Regions from separate parts of the Homo sapiens genome. Here region 2 is linked to region 1. The links are chromatin contacts, found by Hi-C in ENCODE. All regions are on one chromosome and are shown on one strand. The core of a region is the stretch at or near the end of the contact, and the rest is flanking DNA. Distances in the headings are between cores, read along the strand shown.

Region 1 (7,532 bases), core at 1,310-3,809:
CACATTTTCATCACTTACCCTGATCAAGAAGTATATTCGGTCTTGGAAAGCACTTCTTAGAAGCCAGCATATTTGGAGATTTGAGGGTGAAAGTTTTAAGGACCACTGGATGCTGGAGGAAAGTGACTGTAATTCCACCCCTTCCCCCTTTTTTTTTGGTTGCCATCAACAACTCAAAATAGTCTCAACAGTCTATTCACCTGAAAGTAACATTGTTCAACTTCAGAACAGTTGAGACAATATCTGCTTTTCGCACAACCCCATTATCGATGGGCAAACTCAAATGCCCTCCTCTCAGCCATTCTAACTGCTGGACACCTTGGAGAACCAGATGATAGGTTTTCCCATGCCTTGCTGATAAAAGGCACATTGGAGAGAATGAGAACCTAGAGAGTCACTCAGGAATACCTAGAGTTGGTTTCATGGTGAGGATCTCAGCAAAGACAGGGGAGCTAAAGCAAGCACATGATAGGGGGCTGAGGCTGGGGCAGGGATCAGGATTCCAGCACACTTGAGCTTAGCAGAGGCTAAATAGAAAGGTGTCAGGGGTTGGGAAGCATGGCCACAGAGAGAAAAGAACAATCTGCAGCATGTTTAGAGATACCTGCATAAGTTTAGCCTTAACCTTGTGGTTGAAGGACAGTTGTTTATCTACCTGAATTCAGCAGGCAGAGAGATAGCTCAATCACAAATTCATGGGTGTTGGGTAGGTCTGAATTAGCAGAACTTTTTATTCATTCACTATTAAAGCAGCCTTGCAATTAGCTGCTGATCTACTAAGCTTGGATCACTATATCTGGTAGGCCAAGAGTAAAGAATGGGGATTGTATTTCTTTAATTCCTAGTCTAATAAGTATAGGCTGGGGGACATAGAGGAATAATGGACTAACATATCTGCTGGATAGGCAAGATTTTTTGTACTTATTGGAGAGGCTATTAGTTAAATAATGAATTGGATCTGAATCTTGTCATGAGAAGAGAGACTTCAGTTCACATTTGAAAACCTGGTATCTTCCATCAGTGCTAGCTTACCTATAAAAGTAGAAAGAAAAGGGGAGGGGAGAAAATACACTTTCTAGGTATGGTGGGTTTTCAGAGAGCTACACTTTTTGTAGTAGTGATTGTCTTTGAGAAAGAGACAACAAATTCTGGTTTGGTCAATCCTCAGGATCTGTTTTGGTTTTATAGAGGTCTAAATTAACATTGTGAGGCTGGACTAACATCTATGTCTGGGCTAGGATCCCTGAAGAGCATTTGGGTAAAGAGGGACCAATAGAGGACAAATTTTAGGGCCTAACAGGGTGGATCTGACTCATCAGCACAGGGTTTATCAAAGCACTACAAACCACCCTAGACAGTGCGGGCAAATGCCACTTACCTCACCATCCAGGAACCTGTGGCTCAGGACCCATGAAGAAAAGCCTTGGGTCTCAAATGAAAATGCCCAGTATGAAGCCATTGCAATGTGGTTGAATGAAATGCAAATTTAATTGGAGAAAAAAATCTAGATGATTTCATCCTGTATTCAGGGACAATCCACTTCTGAGGATCTTTCTCTTTCTCCTCCCTAGCCCCCCTATATTCTAAATCTTAGTCCAGTCTTGAGTAAGCTGTTTCACTATATCTGACTGGGAGCAAGGTATTTCTAGTCTTTCCATGTGGTTTCAATTACATCACACTCAGATACACCCTGGGTCCCTTCATTGAGTGTGACTACTCTGGAAAAGTGTCTTGTAACTTCATTTTAGCAGAAAGTAGGATTTGCTATGGTTTTCCTGACAGGAGGCTGAGTGATGGACTGAATCTAGCATGAGGGAGGAATAGGAGAAAGAGAAATTAATGTTAACCCTCTGGACATAATTTGCCAAACAGAGACCAAAGCCACTGCCCATTAGAGGGCACTTTAGAGAAGGAGCTGAGTTGGTGGTGGATGGAGGAATGATGGTGGTCAATGAGGGGTTATTATGGCAAATGTTAATAGGAAGATGAACATGAACAGCAACATTGCAGAAAGCACGAGGTAAAGGATGAGGTGTGTCCTGGGTGTTTGAGGACTGCTTTGAAAACTCATCTGGTCTCCTCTTGGTCATTGACGCTCCTACAACAAGCAAGAGGAAAGGGACATGGTGTCAGCAATCCACATTCCATCACTCACAATTCCCTGGGAGTGTTCATTTCCAGGCTCTCCCCTCCCCTCCTTCGATGGGACCATTTTGGCTTTACTGGGGATGGGGGCAACATGGGGGCAGATGCTCAAAGCTACAGCTGGGCAAGGGGATGATCAGTCTTACCAGCAGGTGGCCAAATATGAATATACTCCAAATTGGCCTATCTGAACAGACTATTCATCAAGAAGTCACTTTTCTGGCAAAGTGGAGTTTGTGGTATTAGGAGGTCAAACCAGAAAGTGCTGCTTCCACCCATAGCTGAGGGCCAGGAGGTTACATTATGGATAAATCTTTTTAACCTAGCTGCTCTGTTTAGGACAATGACAACCAATTGCTCAGGAGACACTGCAGAAAGTCTGCCCTTGTTATTTCTGTGTTGTTATCAGCAAGTGCCATTCTGATACCATTATGACATCACTCTGTTTTTAGGGGAAGGGGCAACTAGTGGAAGGTCTCAAGTCAGGAGTGGGGAGCTGAGTGATGTCTGCTGTAGCCACTGTCCCACTGTGTAGATTTAGAGACACACTGGCAGTGAAATTGGAGACCCGAACCCCAGCCAAAGCAGGAATGGGACTCCTATTACTTACCCATATCTCAACTCCCCAGTAAGAACCAATGTGAAAATGCTTTGATTCTCCTGGGTGAGGTGAAATATTTATGGCTTCATGAGCTACAGGAGAACTGAAATAATATTTGGGATTCTCTCAGGGACCTAGATATCTCTAAAATGTGGACTGGTGAGAGACCAACAGTAATAAGATGAGTGGCTTATGTCATTCCCAATTCCCAAATGACTCAATATCAAGGAAGCTCAATTATGAACTAGCCCAAAACAGAGAGACTCAGGAAAGGATCTGGATGTAAAACAAGAAGGTAGCTTCACAGTCTTTATTTTATGTAATTAAAAAACCCATGCTAGACTCTGAGTTCCAACCAACACCAACCAAAAAGTCAGAACTTAAGCTGAGAGTGACAGTTCTGGTCTTGATTCTGCCATTTGCCCCTAAACAAAACCTGGAAACAGGCACTCAGTATCTTAAGTTCCCAACCTATAAAATGTGTGGGCACTATCTGCCCTACCTATCTCATGGAATTTTATTTTAAAAGTAGGCGTGAACATGTTCCACAAATTTTAAAAGGCCTCACTTCTGTCATGGAAACTCTTCTTAGTCACTGTGGTAGTTCCCTGCTTTCTTCAACTTGGGCATCACAGTGAGAGTGCAGATTGGACAAAGCCTTGCCATGTAATTAATTGCCTCGAGGGCTGAATTAAAAAAAAAACAAACAAACAGGAGGCTGGGTGCAGTGGCTCACGCCTGTAATCCTAGCACTTTGGGAGGCTGAGGCGGGTGGATCACTTGAGGTCAGAAGATCAAGACCAGCCTGGCCAACATGGTGAAACCCTTTCTCTACTAAAAATACAGAAAAAATTAACGAGGTGTGATGGTGCATGCCTGTAATTCTAGCTACTCGGGAGGCTGAGGTGGGAAGATTGCTTGAAACCAGGAGGTGGAGGTTGCAGTGAGCCAAGATCACACCACTGCACACTCCGTCCCGGGCAACAGAGTGAGAGTTCGTCTTAAATAAATAAATAAATAAATAAAATTAAAAGAATAAAAAAACAAACAGGGCTGAGATTCTATAGGACCTAGGAAGTTTATGGCGCAATCTCAGAGCCTCTTTATATTAGGTGATGAGATCAAGTGCCACTTCCAACCTCACATTGTCCGTTGACTCTTGCTTCTCTTGAGTTGTCACTCAGGAGAATCATAAGAATTATGAGGGTCACTAAGGGGGTCTATTAGTCTATGGTGATGCCAGGAACTTATTTAATCCCTTCAGGTCTCAGCTGCCTCATTTGTAAAATGCTGGTTTATGGTGAGTATTAAATGAAATAATGCACACAAAATGCTTAGCACTATCTTGGCACCCCCAAAACATTAGATGAAATTGTAAAAGAGGCAGAAGAAACCAGTATCTGCAGTTTCATCTTCCTTGGCACCTCAGGACACCTTTTCTCCTTGCTTCAAGGTGCCAGGATGCTCGGATGCTTTAACTTGATACCCACAAGGCAGGGCGGAATAACTGCGATGGATTTCTATCAAAGAGCCAGTAGAGGGAGCTCCAGAGTAAAACTGTTCTCTCTTGCACATTTCCTTCATTTCTCTATAGAACAAATCTCTGCCCAGAGGCCACAGGCTTTTTCTCCACTAGAAATATTTTACTTAGAGAAAACTGGAGACCTCAGCACAGGACCTGGACCCGGTTCTGCTTTCAGGTAATCCAGGTGTTTTTGAACTTTAGAGACATCTTGAGTCCCATGCCGAGGTTCAACTCTTGGGCTCCATTTGCAAGTTGGGCTAGAATGGATGGTTCTTATGGGGCTGGTCCCAGGAGATCGGAGGCTGAGGCTGGAGCTTAAAATTTTTCTGGCCCTTGGATTTTGAATGTGTTCTAGCTTTCCAGTCATTCTCTTCCCACAAATATCTAGAGTGACAGCCATTAAAGGACCTTATTATAAACTTTTTATAGAAGAGTCATGGAGCCCGGATAACCTTCCTCTCCCAAAAAAGATTTGCATCAGGATGGTTGTATATCCCACTTAACAGCAACAGGATGAGGGAAATTGTTCTTGCCTGCTCTCAGGAGCCTTTAAAAACACATTCTCTGATAAACTAAGTGATGGACACGGAATCCTTCTCACACAAAAGACCTAATATGACTGTTATAAAGGGAGCAAGACAGAGTCTACTGAAGCTCTGAACCAAGTTTTTCTGCAGTCCTTTCCCTGCTGAAATTCCTCAGGTTAACTAGTCGGCTAACCTATCGGGGCACAGATCTTATTATTATTATTTTTAAATGTTCTGGGGGCTGGGCGTGGTGGCTCACGCCTGCAATCCCAGCACTTTGGGAGGCCAAGGCAGGTGGATCATGAGGTCAGGAGTTCGAGACCAGCCTGGCCAATATGGTGAAACCCCGTCTCTAATAAAAATACAAAAATTAGCCGGGCGTGGCGGTGTGCGCCTGTAGTCACAGCTACTTGGGAGGCTGAGGTAGGAGAATTGCTTGAACCCGGGAGGAGGAGGTTGCAGTGAGCCAAGATTGCGCCACTGCACTCCAGCCTGGGTGACAGAGCAAGAATCCATCTAAAAAAAAAAAAAAGTTCTGGGTCACAGTTAATCAGTGCAATAGTAGGAGCCCCAAGAGATGACGGGAAATCTTCCTGGTCTTTCTTACAATTAACAATTGCTCACTGCCTGATTTTGATTAGCAGTGGCCTGGCTTCTTGTTAGGTACCCAAGAGGCTCTGTGTTCACCTACTTACAGGATGATACACAGTTCAGAAGGAACCCAGAATAAGACAAAGACTTGCCATTCAGGAAGGTTAAAAATATTTGATGAGAGCTCCTCACCCCTTTTCTGCTGGCAAGATATCAAGAGTAACAATAGCTAATATTTAATGAGCCCCATATTTATTAACCTCAGGTACTGTGCAAAGAGGTATGTATACATCATCCCACTCAATGCTAATGACAACTCAATGAAACAGTCCCTATTACAATTTCTACATTCAAGTTGAAAAACTGAGGCTTAGAGAGGTTAAATAATTTGTCCAAAGTCAAACATAGCTGTTAAGTGTAGAAACTGGTATTCGGAAATACAGAGCATCCCCTCTTTGGGCCCTGGCTGGGTTCTCCAGAACAGACAGAAGTGGAGTTCCATCCAACATTGAGAGAAGTTTCAAAGGGTCAGGGGAAACTGAGCAGTGGGGCACACCTTGTTAAGTCCCAATCAGGACCGATGGAAGAAGCATCTGGTGTTCCTTCTCATTCATTGTCTCATTTCCACAGGGCAAGTGCAAACTGTCTGAGGAGGAAAAAATTACTTCTAGGATGAAGCATTTTACCTCTTTTTCATTTTCTAAGATGATCTCTCAGATACCTTGCGAAGCCACGCAGAACAAAAGGGAGTCATTACATATTTGGAAAATGCATTGGACCTCATGATTTGGGAATGAGCTATAAGACTGACAGCTGGGACAGCTAATTTAAGAGTAGAATTCTTTAGGTCCTGTACCTTAAAGGAAAAGACAGTTTTCAGGAGCTGCCATTAAGAATAATCTGAGGGTAAGTAATGGATTTTTCTCAGTAGCTATAAGCCATAACTCCATCTACCCTTATTGTAACTATGCTAGGCTCTGTTCACCTACCTCTGGTTAAGGGTCAGTGTTGACTCACTGGGGTTTGGACCAGCTAGGGGAGGCAGAGGCTGTATAGCTCACATCACAGGATGCACCTCTCCTTAATTATAGATGACAAAGACCCTGCCTTCAATCCTCTAATTAGCTTGGCTGCTCCTATTCATCCTCCACTTCCTGAGGTCAGTGGAGGGAAGCTGTCCAGTGAGAAGGTGGACTTCTGATTACATGGAGGAGAAAACGTGAAGGCGCCACTTCCTCGAAGGGCCTGAGGACCACTGACTATAAGAAGAAAGACTCGCTGGGCATGGTGGCTCACGCCTGTAATCCCAGCACTTTGGGAGGCCAACGCAGGTGGATCACTTGAGGTCAGGAGTTCAAGACCAACCTGGCCAACATGGTGAAACCCCATCTCTACTAAAAATATAAAAACTAGCCAGGCTTGGTGGTGGGCACCTGTAATCCCAGCTACTTGGGAGGCTGAGGCAGGAGAATTGCTTGAACCCAGGAGACGGAGGTTGCAGCCAGCCGACACAGTGCCACTGTACTCCAGCCTTGGTGACAGAGTGAGAATCTGTCTCAAAAAAAAAAAAAAAAAAAGAAGAAGAAAGACTCAACCCGTTCTGCCTGTCCTCTAATCCTCATCCCTCATCTCTATCATCTCTAGAGCTATTACCAAATGTTTTCATTAATGGAATAACTTGCTGCTCTGGGCCACCAGTATTAGCAAATATATGGGTTCCAATTGGTTTAAAATAGTATATTAAATTACAAGTCAAAACAACTTTGATCTGGATTGTAACTCAAGAGAATTGTTAATGTTTTGAAAAGATCTGGGGCCCATGCATATGAAAGGTTCATTCTGGTTAGGGATTTGTGGTCCAATTTGCTTCCAAGCCCTGGTAGGAATGCATCAACCCCTCAGCAGTGACCAGCCTTCATCATGCTGCAACTTACACGATATAAGTGATTAAGCTTTAAAAAATCTGAGAGCTTATAAACTAGCAAGTTAATGTAGAGTAGGAAAAACCCTCTAGCTTTGGGGAAGTGGCTAAAGTAGGAGTTTTCAGGGAATGAAGTGGCTATTTTGATCTTCCCTTGTCCCTTATATCATTTCCCAAATCTATGCAAATATAGAGAAGTATGTAGAAGCAAATAACCTTTGT
Region 2 (7,532 bases), core at 3,368-5,867, 740 kb before region 1:
CCCTTGGGCTCTACCGGAGCCACCAGGACTGGGCAGCTACCCCCCCAGCCAGGGGCAGTCCTCTGGGCTATTCATTCAATCATCTATTCAATATATTTTCTGAGCAGCACTGTGTGCCAAGTACTGCACTCAGTACTGGGGAGACAGTGGCCAGGGACTTGCATTCTAGGAAGAACACAGACAATAAACCAAGTACATTAACAAATGTGGGAGATAATATCAGATCACGGTAGACGCTATGGAGGAAAAAGACGATGTGACGGGGTAGCTAGGGTGGCGAAGGAAGGCCTCAGCGAGGAGGTGACACCCAGCACTAGGGTTGAGGAAGAAAGGCTTTTCTTCACCATGTTCCCACACCCTTCCCAAGTGTGGAGCCTGGAGCCTGAGGCCACAGAATGTGGAAGCTGCCTCCTGGAGGGCTGACTGGGAGAAGCAAAAGGGAGGGAGAAGGGGGCAGCCAGCGGAGCATTTGCCAGGGGTGGGAGTGCAGGACTAGAAGCAGTTATCATAGCCTTCCACCATTTGCAGAGCTGGCAACTTCCAGCCAAGTGGTGCACATGACTTCATGACTTGCTGAGGTGGGTGTAGTCCCCTGGGTCTCCCAGTACACAGTGAAGTAACTGGGCATGCAGAAACTGCCTGGCGTGTGAAGGAACCTGACAGGAATCAGGCAGCAAGCCAGGGAGAGCCTCAGCTGCGGGAGAAATAACGCACCTGGAGAGCAGCAGTCAGGCCCAGACTCAGGCTCCAGCACTCTCCCTGTGGCCAGAAAGCTGGAAGGATGCCCTACATCCTTGCTTAAGAACCAGATGGGAGTGGTTCCACTTTCAACTACGGAAGGACCAATAGAGGAACAAATGATTGAACACAAACAGAAATAACCAGCTGCTCTTATTACCACAGTCCCTGGAATGTTTTGGAAGGGACCTAGGAGAGGGAGTCGGTGGAGGTTTGCATGAGGGCTTCAGGTCACACATTCAAAGGACTTGCCCGGAACGTTGTCCCCAAGGCACTTTCTCACTTGTTGGCACTCGCTCATTCTTCCTGGATGCATCTATAAGATAAAATGCGGAGGACTAAAGGCGCTCGTTCCAAGGACACAGGGTCTCAGGCAAGACAGGAAAGATTCTGGCTTAGGGCATGAAATCCTTGGGTTTGAATATCCAGGTGGTCAGGGAAAGGTTGAATAGCGAGGCAGTAATTAAACAGGTAATACAAGCTCAGAGTGTTTAGGTGGTAAGAGGCGAGGTGATGCTCAAAAAATGCTTCATGAAACACAGCAAATTTTTGCATTGGGTGCGCCTGGTTCAGAGGTTCTAGGAAGAGTGTACAATTGCAATTGTTCCTGTCTCGGGGTTGTCATCCCCACCCCAACCCTCTCCACCACAATTTGCCTCTCATAGTCCTTCCCTCATTTTTTAGACAGGAATGGAGGTGGAGAAAGAAGCGGGGGTATTGCCACCACCTTCTGGGTGCCTACAGGCAGCTGCTGGGCACAGGAGACTGGAGTAGGCGGCTGGCTTGGAACTCCTTGACAAAAAAATGCATCTCTAAGCCCCTGGGAACCATAGGACACTTTCATTCATTCACTCAACAAGCATTTTATGAGTGCCAAGCCCTACAGCGAACAAGACAGACCTGGCCCCTGCTGTGAGAAAACTCACTGCTCTCAAGGCACAGGCTCAGGAAGGTCCAGCACGCTGTTAATTCCGCTACTTGATTTTTGAAGAGGGGGTGGGTGGGTGACCAGCTGTCCTTGACTAAGGGAAACCAAAGAAAGAGTCTCAGAACTTGGTGCTGCACTGAGCAGTTGGAATACACTGAGGTGATAGAGTCCTACAGCCCCAGGTTTAATCTTTATTTTATTTTATTTTTATTTATTTATTTTTTTTTTTGAGACGGAGTCTCACCCTGTCGCCCTGTCGCCCATGCTGGAGTGCAGTGGCACAAACTCGGCTCACTGCAAGCTCTGCCTCCCTGGTTCACGCCATTCTCCTGCCTCAGCCTCCCAAGTAGCTGGGACTACATGCGTCTGCCATCACGTCTGGCTAATTTTTGTATTTTTAGTAGAGACAGGGTTTCACCGTGTTAGCCAGGATGGTGTCGATCTCCTGACCTTGTGATCCATCCTCCTTGGCCTCCTAAAGTGCTGGGATTACAGGTGTGAGCCACCGCGCCTGGTCCAGGTTTAATCTTTTATTCCACAAATATTTGTGGGGTGCCAGGCACGTAGGAGGCTGCCCTGGGGCAACTAGTGGGGTTGAGATACACTCATAGCCAGGCAACCAGACAACCACGAGATCTGGGACGGAGATGAGGCAAACGGAAGCGTCAACTTAAACTAGGAGAGACGGGAAGTCTTCCTAGAGGAAGATGCTCTAGGCTGAACTCTGAATCATTAGCCAGACAAAAGTGCAGGAATGAGTTTAGGGAATTCCAGGTAGGGGAAACCACCTATGCTACAGTGCACAGGCTAGAGACCTTGGCAGGTTCTAGGAACTTGAAGAAACCGCTGGACAGGAGCATTTAGGATGATGGCAGGAGCACTCCGCTTTTTGCTAACTGGAAAATTATTTTGGTTGAGTCTCAGTCTACCCATATGCAAAATGGGTATGATAAGCCTTGTATTGCCAGATTGTTGGCACAACAGGAGCTCAATAAATAAAGGACTCTCAAGTGGCTTAGGTCTGCGGGCCAGTGAGGCGCGGTTCCCATTGGGCATGGAGTGGGGGGCGGCTGGAGCCTGCGCGCTCCTGGCTTGGTTTGCGGAATATCTTTATTAACGAGCACTTCAAGGTAAGCCGGCGATGGAAACCAGATGTGGGATCGCGCGGTCGGCGGCGGAGCAAGGACCAGAGATACTAAGGGGGTAGGGTGGGGGTAAGAATTAGCCCAGATGAGATTGGGAGCAGAAGCGCGACCCCCCAGGTATATTTTTTCTTTGGGAGACCTTAGATGCAGAAAGTTGACATCTGACCCACATTCCTTGGTTCACGGTGCTCAGGCCCTCTTTAATTTTACCTTGCACTTTTACCTCTCACCCTACTCCCAGACTCCCTAGAGGTACGTTCTCGCTTAACGATTTTCTCAGCGGTTTAAGGAAGGCTGCTCTCGCTGGTCTCCTTCAACTTGAACCATTCCACAGCCGGGGGCCAGTTTCCCCTCTGCATCTACGCTGTCCGCACGGCCTTCCAGGTCGGTGGAGGGACTAGCCTGAGCAGAGGTTCCAGGGCGCGACGGCTATTTCCCAGCTGTGTGACCTGGACCAGGTGGCCGCCCCTCTCTGAGCCTCCGTTAGCTCATCAGAAAATTGGGGGCGCCAATCTCTAGCACGGTTGTCATGAAGCGAAATCGAGGGGCTGCACGCGCAAAGTTTTTTCCCTTGCTGTGGCGGTGCCAGGGGCCTTGAGGCTCGCAGTGGTGGTGAAACCACAACCTATCAAAACCAAGCAGTTCGTTTTACAGTCGGGGGCAGTGAGGCCAGAAAGGGAAGAGACGGTCTCACCCCTCTCCCCGACCCCTGACCCCAAGGAGTGAACAGGTGACAGCGCGACTATCGGGCAAGGTCAGGGGGTCTCCAGAGTCCGCTCTCTGTACTTCGCCTGGCAGGAAATCCCCTCGCCTGGGCGCAGACGTGGGGCGTGAACGGTGCGGCCTCTAGACGGGAGCGCAGAGGGCAGCGCTCTAAAGCTTCTGAAGCCGGGCCCAGCCCAGGGCTTCTCCAGGGCTTGAGGGAGCACAGATTCCGCTACATCCCAGCCCAGCGCCCTTACAGCAGAGGGAAATAGTTAACAAGACGTGCAAGTGACCATGCACTGGACGACGAAGGCTTGTGTGTGTGTTAATCTCCCGTAGGAACGGGAATGGGGAGGAAGGTTGGAAACCTAGGAAAAGGTGCCAGCGGGAAGGCCCGCAGCGGCGCCCGCGAGCTCGCGCGCAGGAGTCCGTAGGACTCGCTTGCATCCGCAGGCCCGTGGTCCCCCTGGCTTCGAATGTCAAAACCTGTTAGGTTTATTTTGGGGGGCTTTTTTTTAACCTGTCATTAAAATTTGCATTTCCCTTTGCCCTAAGGCAAAGCTCCGACACCCCGCCAATTCTCAGCCTAGCCTCGGGAGCCCTGGGGATCCTGGCATCTCCCCAGCCCCGCCTAGAATCGGAAAAGCCCTCGGGCGCCTCCGGGTTGAATCCCCGCTAGCGAGTTAGTAGCATCTCCTTAAGAGTGGAGAGGAGGGGGCAGGGGCCAGTGGAAGGAGAGAGGAGGAGGGGACGAGAGAGGGGGAAAGGAAGAAGCAAGGCAGGGAAAAAAATTTACTTATTTTTTTTTTCCGCTGCAAAACCTTAAGAGGGTTTGGGAGATCTGGTCAACTTTCCGAAACATCTGAATCTTTTTACTGCCCTCCGTTCTTTCCCTCGGCTAGCTGTGGGGAGGGAGGAAAGAGAGAGAGGGAGAGAGAGAGGAAGGGGGGGGGAGGGAGGGGAAGAGAGAGAGAGGAGGGAGAGAGAGGAGAGAGACAGAGAAAGAAGAGGGGGAGAGAGAGAGAGGCCGGCGTGGAGGGGAGGAGGGAGAGCGAGCAGGCCGGGCAAGGAGTGCACAGCCACAGCCTCCTCGCCTCCCCAAACTCCCAGCCAAGGCGCGCGGTGGCGTCCTCGCGCCCTCGCTCGCGTCCCCGCCCGCCGCCTGCGCAAGCCAGGCATGAATGCTGAGACTTGCGTCTCTTACTGCGAGTCGCCGGCCGCTGCCATGGACGCCTACTACAGCCCGGTGTCGCAGAGTCGGGAGGGCTCGTCGCCTTTTAGGGCATTTCCCGGAGGCGACAAGTTCGGCACAACTTTCCTGTCGGCCGCCGCCAAAGCACAGGGATTCGGGGACGCCAAGAGCCGGGCCCGTTACGGCGCTGGGCAGCAGGACCTGGCGACACCCCTGGAGAGTGGAGCTGGGGCGCGGGGCTCCTTTAACAAGTTCCAGCCCCAGCCGTCGACCCCGCAGCCCCAGCCGCCGCCGCAGCCGCAGCCGCAGCAGCAGCAGCCGCAGCCCCAGCCGCCCGCGCAACCGCATCTTTACTTGCAGCGAGGCGCCTGCAAGACGCCCCCGGACGGCAGCCTCAAACTCCAGGAAGGCAGCAGCGGCCACAGCGCGGCCTTGCAGGTTCCCTGCTACGGTGAGTGCACGTGCGGGTCACCTGGTGCTGGGGACCACGGGGTGCTTGGCTTCCGCATCCCTTGAAACTGGTGGCTTGCGGGAGGTATGAGTTGGCGGGCTGGGGGCGGGGTGGTGACTCTGGTCGGTAAACGGGATCGATCGCTGCGAGGGAGCCAAGGGATCTGTTCTGTCTCCTTCTTGTCCGCCGGCCTAGGCACGGAGCGTTTCGGCTGTTAAACTCGACTTGGAGTTTGTTTTTCCCGGTCCCTTCGGCATTTCCCCAAACCGCTCGCTTTGCGCTGCCCGCTGGGCGGGATTTGAAGCGGATGCTTCTTACCGGCCCAGGGCGTGCGGCGGCAAGGAGTCTCCGCGCAGCGCTCTGGCGCTGGGCTGCGGGGCTGCGGGGCTGCGGGGCTGCGGGGCTGCGGGGCTGCGAGGCTGCGGGGCTGCGGGGCTGCGGGACAGCAGGACTGCAGAAGCCTCGCTCCTCGCCGGCTGGGAGGCTCCTCGGGCGGCGCCGCCGCAGGTGAGAGCGCCGCAGGTGCGGAGCCAGGCGGGAAGCCCGGAGCGTGGTTGGCCGAAAGCTCACGGGAAATCCAGGCGCACTGGCGCAACACAGTGCGGAGCCAGAGACCCTAGGGTCCCAGGGGACACTGTGGTCTGGCAAGACCCGAGTCCTGGGACCCTGAGCGCTACTGGCAGTGGGGATGCGGGCAGGCCAGTTCCCCTGGAGCTTCTCCCTCGGCGATTCTTGGAGGCGGCAGGCCTCTGAACAATGGTTTAGGACAGAGTAGGAAGGGAGACAGGAAGTCCCGAGTCCCAGGTGGCCCAGAGCTGTGGCAAGAGAGAAGGGTCTGGGTCCTGATTTGAGCCCACGGGGAACCCGGGGGAGCTGGCCTAAATGACCTCCAAGCTGCCTTGAACGCAGCCACAGGAGGCAGGCCTGGGCCCCCCAGAGCACAGCCACCATTGCCCGGGAGAGAGAGACACTCAAGGACGTCTCTAGCCAGAGCAGCTCAGTAGCCTAGGCCTTCTCTTCTTCCAGAGAATCGGGGTTCCTGAACCCCAAAGCGGAAGGGGAAGCAAAGACGCAGAAAGGGAAAAACCTTCTCTGGGCCAGGAGTCCTGAGCACATACCCGGAGGCCTTGGCCTTCAGGTCCGGCCCTGGTGGGAAGAGTTGGGGGCAGGGAATTTGCCCTGATCCAGGCTGATGGAGAGGCACTAGGCCTGGGGACAGAGGCTGGGACACGGCGGAGGCCTTGGTGGCTAGAATAACTTTGGGAAAACAGCCGATGGCAGATATTTTCTCGTATTCAGGTTCCTTCTTTCACAGGCGCAGAACTAGTTCATAGATGGCTGCTGACAAACATTCACAGTCATATGCTTGTCTACAATTGCACTCTACACACACACACGCAGAGAGCATCTTCTTTAGGAGCCGATGTGGTCATACCCCAAGAACACATGCCCATGTGGCCTCGAATGAGCCACATACTCCCAAACCCATAGGACAGAACTGAGAGAAGATTTAGAAAGATTCAGTGGCCCTTCCCCACTTCCTCCACCTTCCTCTTCACCTCCAGTTGGAATGAGATCAGGCATTCAGATCACAGACCCCCAAGGCTCCACACACAGACACCCACAGCTCCACATGCAGGCACACACAGTTCCACACACAGACACCCACTGCTCCACACACAGACACCCACAGCTCCACACACGGACACCCACAGCTCCACACACGGACACACACAGCTCCACACATGGACACACACAGCTCCACACACAGACACACACAGCTCCGCACATGGACACACACAGCTCTCATACAGGCACTCTTTCCGTGCTAAGCCAGCAGAGACTCTCAGCCCTGTCCGTACTGGCTGTCCTTCCCAGCCCAGGGATGCAGGCCCCAGCTCGTCCCTGTCATTCAGGACTATTAGGTGAGGGCAGGTCGCAGACTAGGGGACCCATGGAGGTTCATCCTGCATAGCCAGAGAGCTCATGCTCTCTCTCCACTGCATTGAATTTTCATATTTTAATGAAAATTACCAGTGAGACCTCTGAAGAGGCTGATACATTAGGCAAGAAGAGAGCCTAAGGAGCTCCCCACCTCTTGGTTAAATGCCTTCAGGTCCAGAGGGAAGGCGGAGAGGCCTGGCCTCCCCTGAGCCCTCTCTCTGTGTCCTGCTGGGCCCCCACAGCCAGCCTGGCCCTTCCTCTACTTGCACTAGCCTTTGGAGCTGACGGAAAGGGCCAGCCACTTGACCCGCTACTGCCCCTAACCCGTGGCAGTGTGACCTGACAGCAAACACCTTCCCAAACCCCGGTTTCCTCATCTGCATCCTGGGGTGATAACAGAAAGGCCTTACTGGGTCATAAATGTGCCTC

Evidence for each region. A loop is a pair of places that touch in the nucleus more often than their neighbours do. Pooled maps may share reads with other maps.
Region 2: a pooled map shows a loop between it and region 1 (7-fold over the local background). The contact joins the promoter of ALX4 here to the promoter of MIR670HG in region 1. A Hi-C loop is called at or near these places in 1 of 168 maps with a recorded cell type or tissue (naive thymus-derived CD4-positive, alpha-beta T cell), 8 of 37 single-sample maps with no recorded cell type and 11 of 50 pooled maps.

What each region holds. Positions count from the first base shown.
Region 1 is chr11:43,564,333-43,571,864 of GRCh38, reverse strand. It overlaps MIR670HG (MIR670 host gene), which reads right to left and starts at 2,559. Exons shown (of 2, transcript NR_131246.1): 1 at 2,292-2,559; 2 at 1,465-2,098. It overlaps LOC124902807 (potassium/sodium hyperpolarization-activated cyclic nucleotide-gated channel 4-like), which reads left to right. Exons shown (of 3, transcript XM_047428006.1): 3 at 6,020-6,295. The coding sequence ends at 6,175. It also overlaps a transcript of HSD17B12 not described here.
Region 2 is chr11:44,307,224-44,314,755 of GRCh38, reverse strand. It overlaps ALX4 (ALX homeobox 4), which reads left to right and starts at 4,617. Exons shown (of 4, transcript NM_021926.4): 1 at 4,617-5,159. The coding sequence starts at 4,694. RefSeq lists an enhancer at 3,711-4,639.